3 separate regions of the Homo sapiens genome follow, and regions 1 and 2 are each linked to region 3. Evidence: chromatin contacts called from ENCODE Hi-C or POLR2A ChIA-PET data. All regions are on one chromosome and are shown on one strand. Each heading gives the region's core, a stretch centred on a gene start or an enhancer-like site at or near the end of the contact. The rest is flanking DNA. Distances are from core to core; before and after follow the strand shown. Region 1 holds the start of RAB29 (RAB29, member RAS oncogene family). Region 2 overlaps SLC60A1 (solute carrier family 60 member 1). Region 3 has its middle 33 kb from the start of NUAK2.

Region 1 (3,279 bases), core at 422-2,921, 490 kb after region 3:
GGGGGTTCTTAAGGAGAATGTTTTAATTGCAATGTAAATGTTTGTTAATTTCTTTTTAAACTTCCATATGAACAGGAGCACACATTTTCAATTTTTCCATTGGTACGAGTTTTCCCCCCTTGAAACAAGTTCTTTTAACAGAGAGAAATAAAATTTTAAGTTACTCTCCCCCATCACCAGCTCTTCCTAGCTAAATACCTTCTAATTAACAATAAGGCATTTCTGCCTCTGAAAAAATAGTTGAGTCCAAAGGCCACACCCGGGAAAGAAATGAATGAACTCGGTGTCCCCTTCCTCCCTACCTTCTCCAGTTTGAGGAAAAAAGTGGTGGGAAGATAGGTCAGAGAAGTGGTATATTTCACATTCTTGGAAGAATTCCTTGGTTACCTTTATTTAAGCAATCAACGGACAAAAACACAGCTCATCAGCCCTCATGGGCATCTGACTGCGTAGCCAAGGGGCTCGTTCGGGGATTTTGTGTCTTCCATCCCACCCACAGCCCCACAACAAAGCTACAGTCCTTCAGACCAGTTCCGCTTCCTGCGTTCTCCCACTGAAGCCAGGTTAAACACCTTGCGGTTCCTCCCTCAACAGAGGGGCAGGACTACAGCCCCAGCCGGCACCTAACCAGGAGGCCCCACAGAGGATCTCAGCTGCTTCTGCTGATTGGAGAGATTTGCCGGACAGCTGAAAGGCTGGAGACTTAAGTTCACAGTACGCCTGCAATAAACAGCAATTGCTCATCCTCATCCTCCCTTCCCTATTTCTCATCTTCACGCCTTTGCTCTTACCTTTCTCCTGGCAGTGGGCTCAGTTTGGGAAAATCTAACGGGAAACTCAAGAGAGGCGTGTAAACCAAACACCCGGCAATTACACCATCTAGGTTCCCAGACAGTACTTCCTGACCCGAAGAAGGACCCAACAACCGACAGCAAATCCCCACCCCACTTGGGTCCCCAGCTCGAGTCCGCGGTCGGGGCCTCCTCCTCCCCCTCCCCCTCCCCACCCCCGAGACGTCTCACCTCCCACCGTGGACTTGTAGTGTTTGCTGAAGCTGTCCTGGGAATATCGCTGCACCAGCGACGTCTTGCCCACTGCGGCGTCCCCCACCACCAGCACTTTGAACAGGTGGTCGCGGCTGCCCATGGCTAGCGGGGTGTGCGTTTTAGGGAGGCGGGAAGTGTGGTCGGGGATCGGGGGTCGCTCGTTTTAACCCCTTTGGATCCGGACCCTCTTCAAACTGAAGTGAGGCATTCCCACCCACCGCCTGTCTGGGCTGCTCTGACGAGAAAGCAAAAAAGGAAACTTTGCACTCAACCTATACGCGCTTCCTCCCCGGGCGGCCGCAACCTGGGTGGGGCGCAGGGCGCGAGCTCCGAGCCCCCGGCTGTTCGCACCTTCCCCACCCCCTCCTGGCCTGACTGCCGAGAAACTGGACCAGGCGCCGCGGAACCTCACCCACCGGGACTTCCCCCGAGCGGCTCCAAGTCAGTGACTGAATCCCAGTCAGCTCCTTACACCACTGGGGCCAGATGATGGGGACCCTCCCCTTGCAGCACAAACCAAATTGTGAGGAAGGAGCAGCCGGCACCTCGATTCCCTAGACGCCCTCCCGCGCGCCTCTCTCTCCCCTTCCTCCGCAAGCGTCACGTGCAGGGTTGCCTGTGGCACTACATTTCCCAGCTTTCCTCGCGGTAAAGAGAACCAGCCGAGTGCGGAGGCTCACCGCGAAGCCTCCTGGGAAATGTAGTATATTCGTTATTTTGTTTTAAGCAAACCTACACCAAGTTTCAAGGCTTCAAACTCCCTCGACAGTTTGGAATCTTATTTTGAAACAATTCTAGGTCAGTAAAGATCCCTTAAGGGGAGATTTGTGCAACGTGATCTCACTGGCCTGAATCCATCCCCAGATAGTTTTCTCCTGTCTTTAAAGGTTTAACTGAGTTAAGATTGAAACTTATTTCATTAGTAAAAGCCCAAGCCTCATCCATCATGCTCCAAGTGAAGTCCATTTCCTATTCCTTCAAGTAGATAGACAAGCCCAGGACTTTGTGAAATGACTCATATTTTCTGTGTGAACTTGCCCAATACCAGGCAAGTTCAGGAAAACTTGACCCAAGAGACCAGTCTTTGGAAAAAAACCTATGCCAAAAATTACAGCATTTAATATCCAGCAATAACAATAAAGATGGACAGAAAACAAGAGACAGTTCTCCATTCATACTTCTACAATGCCTATTCTAGCCATACTACTCATGTATCACTTGAGCTAGAAGCTAATTGAAATACACTGGGACTCCTTCTTGATTTGTTGTGGCTGTTGTTAATAGATAATCATAAAACTAGTGTTTGGCAAATAATTTTAATTTCTCAGCCTGTAACTTTACTGACCTACCTGTCACTTGGGTAGAAGTTGGCAGGACATGAGCTCAATGGCAAGCAAAGAGAGCTCCATTTTCTATACTTTTCTAGGAATAGAGGAAGAGAACCAGCGGGGCCATGGGAAAACAGCCCAGGACCAGACACTAGGAAATCTAGGTCTCTTGATAGAGAGGCTATCACTTATGTTTTGTGGCGAAAGAACATCAGCATGGTTCACAATATATTTTGCCCAGAATGTTCGTTACCCAGGTACAGGAGGTTAGTTCAAGCTACTCATCTTTAAGGATCCAGTTTTCTCTGTTCTTATTCGTTTTGACATAGTTGACCACTCCTTGACATTTGTTTCCCTTATGCCTTCTATGACGCTGTTCTTTCTTTGTCATCCCCGTACTTCTCTGATGATTATCTTTTTCTTTCAGGTTTCTCTCCATCCCATTTCCCGCTAAGTATTTCCTAAGGCCTGATTCTTGGTCTCTGAGTCAATCATTCGATAAACTCTTTAGTGAATTGTCCTTGGTGTCAAAGATCTATCTTCACTTTATTTGTTCTTTATCTCTGATCAGTGATATTCTGTCAAGACCAGCTCTGTTGGGGAGACCCTAACCCAGTGGCGCTAGAGGAATTAAAGACACACACACAGAAATATAGAGGTGTGAAGTGGGAAATCAGGGGTCTGATTTCCTTTAGAGCTTTTAGAGCTGAGAGCCCCGAACAGAGATTTACCCACGTATTTATTAACAGCAAACCAGTCATTAGCATTGTTTCTATAGATATTAAATTAACTAAAAGTATCCCTTATGGGAAACGAAGGGATGGGCCGAATTAAAGGAATAGGTTGGGCTAGTTAACTGCAGCAGGAGCATGTCCTTAAGGCACAGATCACTCATGCTATTGTTT
Region 2 (3,345 bases), core at 249-2,748, 310 kb after region 3:
CTGTTTCCGTTTCCAAGCCAGCCCTGAGAGCTGAGCCTCCATATGTGGGATCTGGAGATGTAAACGGATGCATGGAAAAGTCCAAAGCAAACACAAGCCATGTCTGGGAGCAGGGCCAGAGGGGGCCCGTGGGAATGCTGTTTAGCTCTCAGAGCCTGAGATGGGTTGGAACTGCAGTCAGAGTTCTTTTTCCATCCCTTCGGAACCCACCACTCCCTACCCCACCTCTCACAGCCTCTGGCCACCCTGCAGAGGGCCCAGCTTCCTGCTCAACTCCTGCCCTGACCGAGAGGGCCAACTCTTCCAGTTCTATTCAAATCCACCCATGTTTCATTTATTCACCAGGAAAAAAAAAAAAACAACCTAACATCTACTTTTTATTGAATACTATAATGTAGATATTATTCCCCTTTTTACAACAGAGGACACGGAAACTCAGATGAATTTAGCAACTTACCCTAGGTCAGTCACACTTCCAGAAACTGACAGAGAGGACCTCACATCTAGATCTTCCGGCCTCCAAAATCTCCCTCATTGTGACTCCATTCTCCTTTCCTCCTCTTTTGCCCTGCTGGAGGGAGGGGAAGAGCTGCATCTCACCATACCCTCCTCATTGAAATGATGTGACATCTGGGACTTGCTTTAGTGTAACCTAGTGCAGAAAAGAAGTGCAAGGCCACCAATGAAACCGGTGCTGACTGCTAAAGTTGAGTGTTGGGTTCATTGGAGCTCCATATACTACTTTAACATGTTTTAAATTCTCATAATAAAAGAGTAAAACAATATATCCTCTGCAAAGTTCTGGTTAGGGCTTATGGGTATAGAAACACCTAGTATGACTGGAGCTTCAGTGATGATAGAGATCGTCAGAAGGTTCCAGAACACAGAGCTGCAAGGGACTGCAGGGGGTCACCAGGTCCAGTCCCTGCCTTAGAGCAGGACTTCGGCCTTCTCCAGACACATCAACTTGAAACAAGGCCAAGGCCTCCCTCCTCCCCGTGATTCCATCTCTTGGTGTGACGGGCCTCAACTTAGCTGAAAAACCAGCCAAGGATGGAGAAGGCTGCTTCCTCCGATACACCTTCCACGTGAAGTTTTAATTGTCTGTCTCTCTGTGTTTTCCCCTTTGGCAGATATTCCAGGCTCAGGGCAGCTATAGTTTCCTGGTCTGTGGCGTGATCTTTGGTTGTCTGGCTTTTACCTTCTATATCTTGCTCCTGTTTTTCCACAGGATGCACCCTGGACTCCCATCAGGTAAGGAAAGTATCTGTTTCTACACAAGAGGAGGAAAACAGAGCCGGGGTCGGGGAGCGGGGGAGCAGGAGATGCTATGGATCTTAACGTGCCAGAAACGCTGCTCTGTTCCAAGTAAAATGCAAGGAAATGTTTATTTTTCTACAGCTTCCTTTTCCTCTCTTCCTGCTTTCCATACGATTGTCTGCGCTGGACTCTTAAGATAGGCGAGAGCTGGGTCGGCTGACTCATGGTTTCTCCATTAGCAGAGGGGTATGGATTGTGAACTTGGCTTCCTGCATCCCACCATGTCATGGGACCATGAGCCAAGAATCTCTTTCCAGCCTGTTCAGGGAACTGAAAGGCAGAGCCCGACTCCTTGGCTGGAACTCAGCCCAACGGCCTAATTGGCCATCTCTTTGCAGTTCAGGATTTTGATTCTAGTCCAAATCTTTTTTTCAAAAAGAAGTCCTTCAGGCCAAGTAGCAAAGAAAGTCTCCTTCAGGGCACAGACACCTCCTAAGAATAGTCTCCCTTCTAGAGACCCCAGGCAGGGGGAGTCCCAAAGCAATTTTCATAACCCTGAGCCCTTACCTGCCCTTTTGCCCACTGCTTTCAAAGTGCCCAGGGACTGCATCGGCTGTGTGCAAAGCCAGTTCTTAAGAGAAGGTGCCCAGGCGGAGACTCTGTCCTCCCTATAAAAAGCAAAATCATCACAAAAAGACTAAAGGAACAGGCATTCACCATCCGCTCTCAGTGGGTGAACATATCTACGCTCTAAACGCTCAGTACAAAGGCCCAGAAGGAAAGGTGGCCCCCAAAACAGCACTAACTATAGCCTCACTTCTGAGACAGCAGTACTGGTTGCACACACACAGGAGTTTCATTTAAGACCTACATTCAATTAATATTTGCTGAACATTAAATGAATAACACTTAATGGGCTCCTTATTCATGGGAGACAGACACATTCCCCAAGCCCTAGACAGCAGTCTCAGGAAACTGCCTCCACCAACTGTTCGCCAGAACTAGGGGGTCTGACTTTTCACTTTGCTCCCTCTAGAGCCACAGAATGGCAGAGAAACAAACAGCCTGGGTAAGCTCTCAGAATGAATCATCACTGCAACTCATCAGAGCTGCTGAAACATGCTACCTGTTTTGTTTTTCTTTTGTAGTTCCTACCCAAGACAGATCAATTGGAATGGAAAACTCTGAGTGCTACCAGAGGTAAAACTGGGTGAAGAAGGCAAGAGAAGACTTTCAGCCTCTTGATCACCAGCACGACCATACTGTTTCAGAAAGCTGGGTGGTGGTGGAGGCGCTCTCTCAATGGCTATTCAAGTCTTCTCCACTAAAACTTGGTTGGGTAGAGGAAATTAAATTGAGTCCTGGTACCTGGTCAAAATCATTAGAAGTTTACCTGGCTTCTCAAGTTATCTTCTTCCCTGGTTCAGACTGTTGGTAAGAGCTGTCCAGATACCCAGATGGGAAGGAAGGAGACAGCCGCGCGCTTCACTCCATTTGTCACCTCATGCATGGACCATACTCTGGGTTTGAGATCATTCTTCATTGAAGTTTGTAAAAATAGGTTGAAATTGTAAAGCTCCATGATCATTGCTATATGTAGATATATTTCAATTTAAGCAAAACAAGCTGCAAGTTATTCCCTGGCATGCTCAAAGGATTTTCGTGCTTTTCACTTAATAGTCCAAAGTCTCTTAAATTCCTGCTGCAGACATCAATAGCTTATCTATATTCTCAAACACCAAAAGGAAAAGTTGAATCTTGCTCTCTTTGGTATACTAATGTAGTGGTATGCTAAGCTGGCTCATACCAACTTAGAAAAGCTGATTGTAAAATTTTCATTTTGACAGCTGGTTATTAAATGCAGCCATTATTAAAAATCAAATCATACAAACTTATAATTAAATCAATTACATTTAAAACAAAGGTAATAAATATTCAAAGCATATCACTTCCTAATTTGATCTTGATGCTCTTGAGGTAATTTACGTCCATGGTACCTGTGTGGTGGAATTACTATATATGATGGTGTGCTACTGTGCACCTTGTCTCAACTCCACTCTTCGTGATAGCATGTTGGTAGCTTGA
Region 3 (3,133 bases), core at 410-2,909:
CCTGCCGCTGCTCCACAGAGGCACACCCAGCTTGGCCTCTGTGGTGAGCTGTGGTGAGCTGTGGTGAGCTGTGGTTTGAGCAGCCTCCCTCCTAACGAAGGCAGAGAGAAGGCCAGGTTGTCAGGCTGTGTCTTGTGAGAAGGAGGGAACCAGAGGAGGGGCAACGGCAGAAACCAGACCTGAAGCCTGAACCCCAGGAACCCAGGGGACAAAGACTCCCTGGCCACCACTTGTCCCAAGACTGCAGACACCTCACTGGCCAGGAGCATACAAGCAGGAGTATACAATGTGGCCGGGGGTGCATAGGAGTCAGGATACAGAGCCATGTTCTGTGTGTATGATGTTCACATACAGGAGCCAGACTTGACCATGGGAGACCAGTTTTTAAGTTTCCAAGGAATTCTTGCTCCCTAAACATGTACTTGACCCAGAAAACTCTTCAGCCTTCAAGGCCCAACTCCCTCCACGAAGAATCTGTCCAGTGTCTGATGACTAAAGGCCCTGGATTCAGATCCAGCTTAGGCACCGCCTGGTCATTATCTGACTTCTCTACAGACTGTGCCTCTAGTAGGCTGGAGCCCTGGACTCAACTCAATATTTCACCCCTGCCCCTAGCAATAGGGGGTCAATGGACATTTGTTCAATAAGCTCTAGACACCAGAAAGGGTGAACTGTCTCTTGGCTTCAGTTGTTCTGTGACTTCAGGCTAAATCCAAAACCTCTGCGGTCAAAGAAGGCCATTGCCACCCCTCCCCACCCTGTTCCCTCTTAGGTGGAAGGCAATTGTGGCCCTTAGAAACCCTCTGAAGAAGCATCTAACAGCTTTTCTCAGGCCGAAATGGGAGAGGGTGAAGGTTTAGGAAAGAAAACGGTCATTCTTATGTCTTTCCCCAAACCAGATGATTTCCCTTTGTTCCAAACAGTTGGCAAAGACGTCTGGGCAGAGAAAGGGTCCTGACTTGATGCACTGCTCTGCAGGCAGCTGGGTGACTCCGGCCTCTGTTGGTTTGCAGCCTGGGCCAGGGCTGGGGAGTTGCTGAGGGGTGGGCTCAGGCTCACAGTAGGTAGGCTGCTGCTTGGGCTTTCAACTATTACCTCTGATCACAATGAATTCATGAATTTATATTAGTTTGATGCATATCTCTTCCACTGGACTTCCAACCTCTGGAGCGCAGGAACCACACTGTATTTAATTCTGGAGCCTCAGGGCCTGGCACAATGTCAAGCACACAGTAAGTGCTCAGTAAGTGCTAGAGACAAAAACGCACTGCAGCCTCCCTGCCAGCCTGATTTCTGGAGCATCCCTGACTCTCTTAATGGAAAGAGCTTCTCAGAGCTTCCCAAGCTGACTAGAGGAGGGACTGTCATGGTCATGGGCCCTGCTTCCCTCTTATAGTTCTCTTAGCTGGAAGGCAGGATCCTTCTCCTCTGAGCTGCTTCTGAGGCCACTTATTTGTTTATTTCCAAACCCAAAAATGCTTCTTAGGTTTTGCTGCCACCTGACTTGAAGCTCTGACCACCCCAGTGCTACTTCTGCTCTGCCCCATCCAGACATCAAGCGAGATTCATTCCCCCAGCCTCAGACAAACCACACCCCTATCACAACCGTAACTATTCTTAGCAGAGCAGGAAGGGGGGCGCTGCCGAATGACCTCGCTGCCTATAGAGACTTCACCTCCACCCACCCTTCACTCACCCGGTGTCACTTCCCCCTTTTAATAACAACAACACTGACACCAAGTTTCACTTCCACCACTTCCTGTGGGTTTTGTTCATCCTCAGCTGCTGAGGTTTCTAGAGGGTGGGTGAGTCTCTGGCCCAGCTGCAGGAAGGTCCCTCTGACTATAAACTCTACCCCTAAGCATTTAGAGGCTTGCCCTTCAGTCCTCAGACACATTCACCTTTCTTTTTTTTTGCTTTTTTTTTTTGTTTTTTTTTTTGAGGTAGAGTCTCACTCTGCTGCCCAGGCTGGAGTGCAGTGCAGTGGCACGATCTTGGCTCGCTGCAACCTCTGCCTCCCAGCTTCAAGTGATTCTCCTGTCTCAGCTTCCTGAGTAGCTGGGATTACAGGCATGTGCCACCATACCTGGCTAATTTTTGTATTTTTAGTAGAGGCAGTATTTCTCCATGTTGGCCAGGCTGGTCTTGAACTCCTGACCTCAGCCTCCCAAAGTGCTGGGATTATAGGTGTGAGCCACCGCACCTGGCCACATTCTCCTTTTTTTTCTTTTTTTTTTTTTTCCAGACAGAGTTTTGCTCTTGTTGCCCACGCTGGAGTGCAATGGTGTGATCTCAGCTCACCGCAACCTCCGCCCTCTGGGTTCAAGCGATTCTCCTACCTCAGCCTCCCAAGTAGCTGGGATTACAGGCATACACCACGACACCCGGCTAATTTTGTATTTTTAGTAGAGACGGGGTTTCTCCATGTTGGTCAGGCTGGTCTTGAACTCCTGACCTCAGGTGATCCGCCTGCCTTGGCCTCCCAAAGTGCTGGGATTACAGGCATGAGCCACCACACTTGGCCCACATTCTCCTTTTTTAAAGCTGTCCAGAATAGGGGATTCTCCATCCTTCCCTGGGTCAGAATCCCAATATCTGATCCAAGTTCATCCTGTTGACTAACCCAAATCTCTCCTGCTATTAGGGTTGCCATATTTTGCAAGTAAAAATACAGAACACAGAACACCCATTTAAATTTGAATTTCAGATAAACAATGAATAGAAGGCCAGGGGCAGTGGCTTATGCCTGTAATCCCAGCACTTTGGGAGGCTGAGGTGGGCGGATCATGAGGTCAGGAGTTCGAGACCAGCCTGATCAACATGGTGAAACCCTATCTCTACTAAAAATACAAAAATTAGCCGCGTGTGGTGGCGTGCGCCTGTAATCCCAGCTACTCAGTAGGCTGAGGCAGGAGAATTGCTTGAACCCAGGAGACGGAGGTTGTAGTGAGCCGAGACTGTACCACTGTACTCCAGCCTGGGCAAAAGAGCAAGACTCCGTCTCAAAAAAAAAAAAAACAAAAAAAAAAATGAATAACTTTTTAGTTAAGCATGTCCTGTGTAATATTATACTAAAAAAAAATTCATTGTTTATCGGAAATTCAAATGTAACTGGACATCCTTTCTTTTATCT

The links. A loop is a pair of places that touch in the nucleus more often than their neighbours do. ChIA-PET counts read pairs that join two places held with the same protein, here RNA polymerase II (POLR2A). Pooled maps may share reads with other maps.
Region 1: a loop to region 3 is called in a map of naive thymus-derived CD4-positive, alpha-beta T cell, with 8 times the contacts of the local background. The contact joins the promoter of RAB29 here to the enhancer-like site in region 3. A Hi-C loop is called at or near these places in 2 of 168 maps with a recorded cell type or tissue (breast epithelium and naive thymus-derived CD4-positive, alpha-beta T cell), 14 of 37 single-sample maps with no recorded cell type and 11 of 50 pooled maps. POLR2A ChIA-PET finds 5 or more read pairs at or near these places in 1 of 52 experiments (naive thymus-derived CD8-positive, alpha-beta T cell).
Region 2: a loop to region 3 is called in a pooled map, with 2.7 times the contacts of the local background. The contact joins two enhancer-like sites. A Hi-C loop is called at or near these places in 4 of 37 single-sample maps with no recorded cell type and 12 of 50 pooled maps. POLR2A ChIA-PET finds 5 or more read pairs at or near these places in 3 of 52 experiments (CD4-positive, alpha-beta T cell, T-cell and naive thymus-derived CD8-positive, alpha-beta T cell).

Annotation. Positions count from the first base shown.
Region 1 is chr1:205,773,811-205,777,089 of GRCh38, forward strand. RAB29 (RAB29, member RAS oncogene family) reads right to left here and starts at 1,672. Exons shown (of 6, transcript NM_003929.3): 1 at 1,463-1,672; 2 at 1,023-1,276. The coding sequence starts at 1,146. RefSeq lists an enhancer at 537-586.
Region 2 is chr1:205,597,998-205,601,342 of GRCh38, forward strand. SLC60A1 (solute carrier family 60 member 1) reads left to right here. Exons shown (of 10, transcript NM_181644.5): 9 at 1,134-1,254; 10 at 2,409-3,345. The coding sequence ends at 2,464. Among named protein-coding and RNA genes, the nearest start is that of SLC60A1-AS1, 30 kb to the left of the region's middle. RefSeq lists an enhancer at 1,968-3,167. Within about 2 kb of position 1,499, at least 18 of the 41 ENCODE cell types and tissues checked have a DNase peak (open chromatin) inside an H3K27ac peak, as active enhancers do.
Region 3 is chr1:205,286,697-205,289,829 of GRCh38, forward strand. No RefSeq gene overlaps it. Among named protein-coding and RNA genes, the nearest start is that of NUAK2, 33 kb to the right of the region's middle. Within about 2 kb of position 1,660, at least 13 of the 41 ENCODE cell types and tissues checked have a DNase peak (open chromatin) inside an H3K27ac peak, as active enhancers do.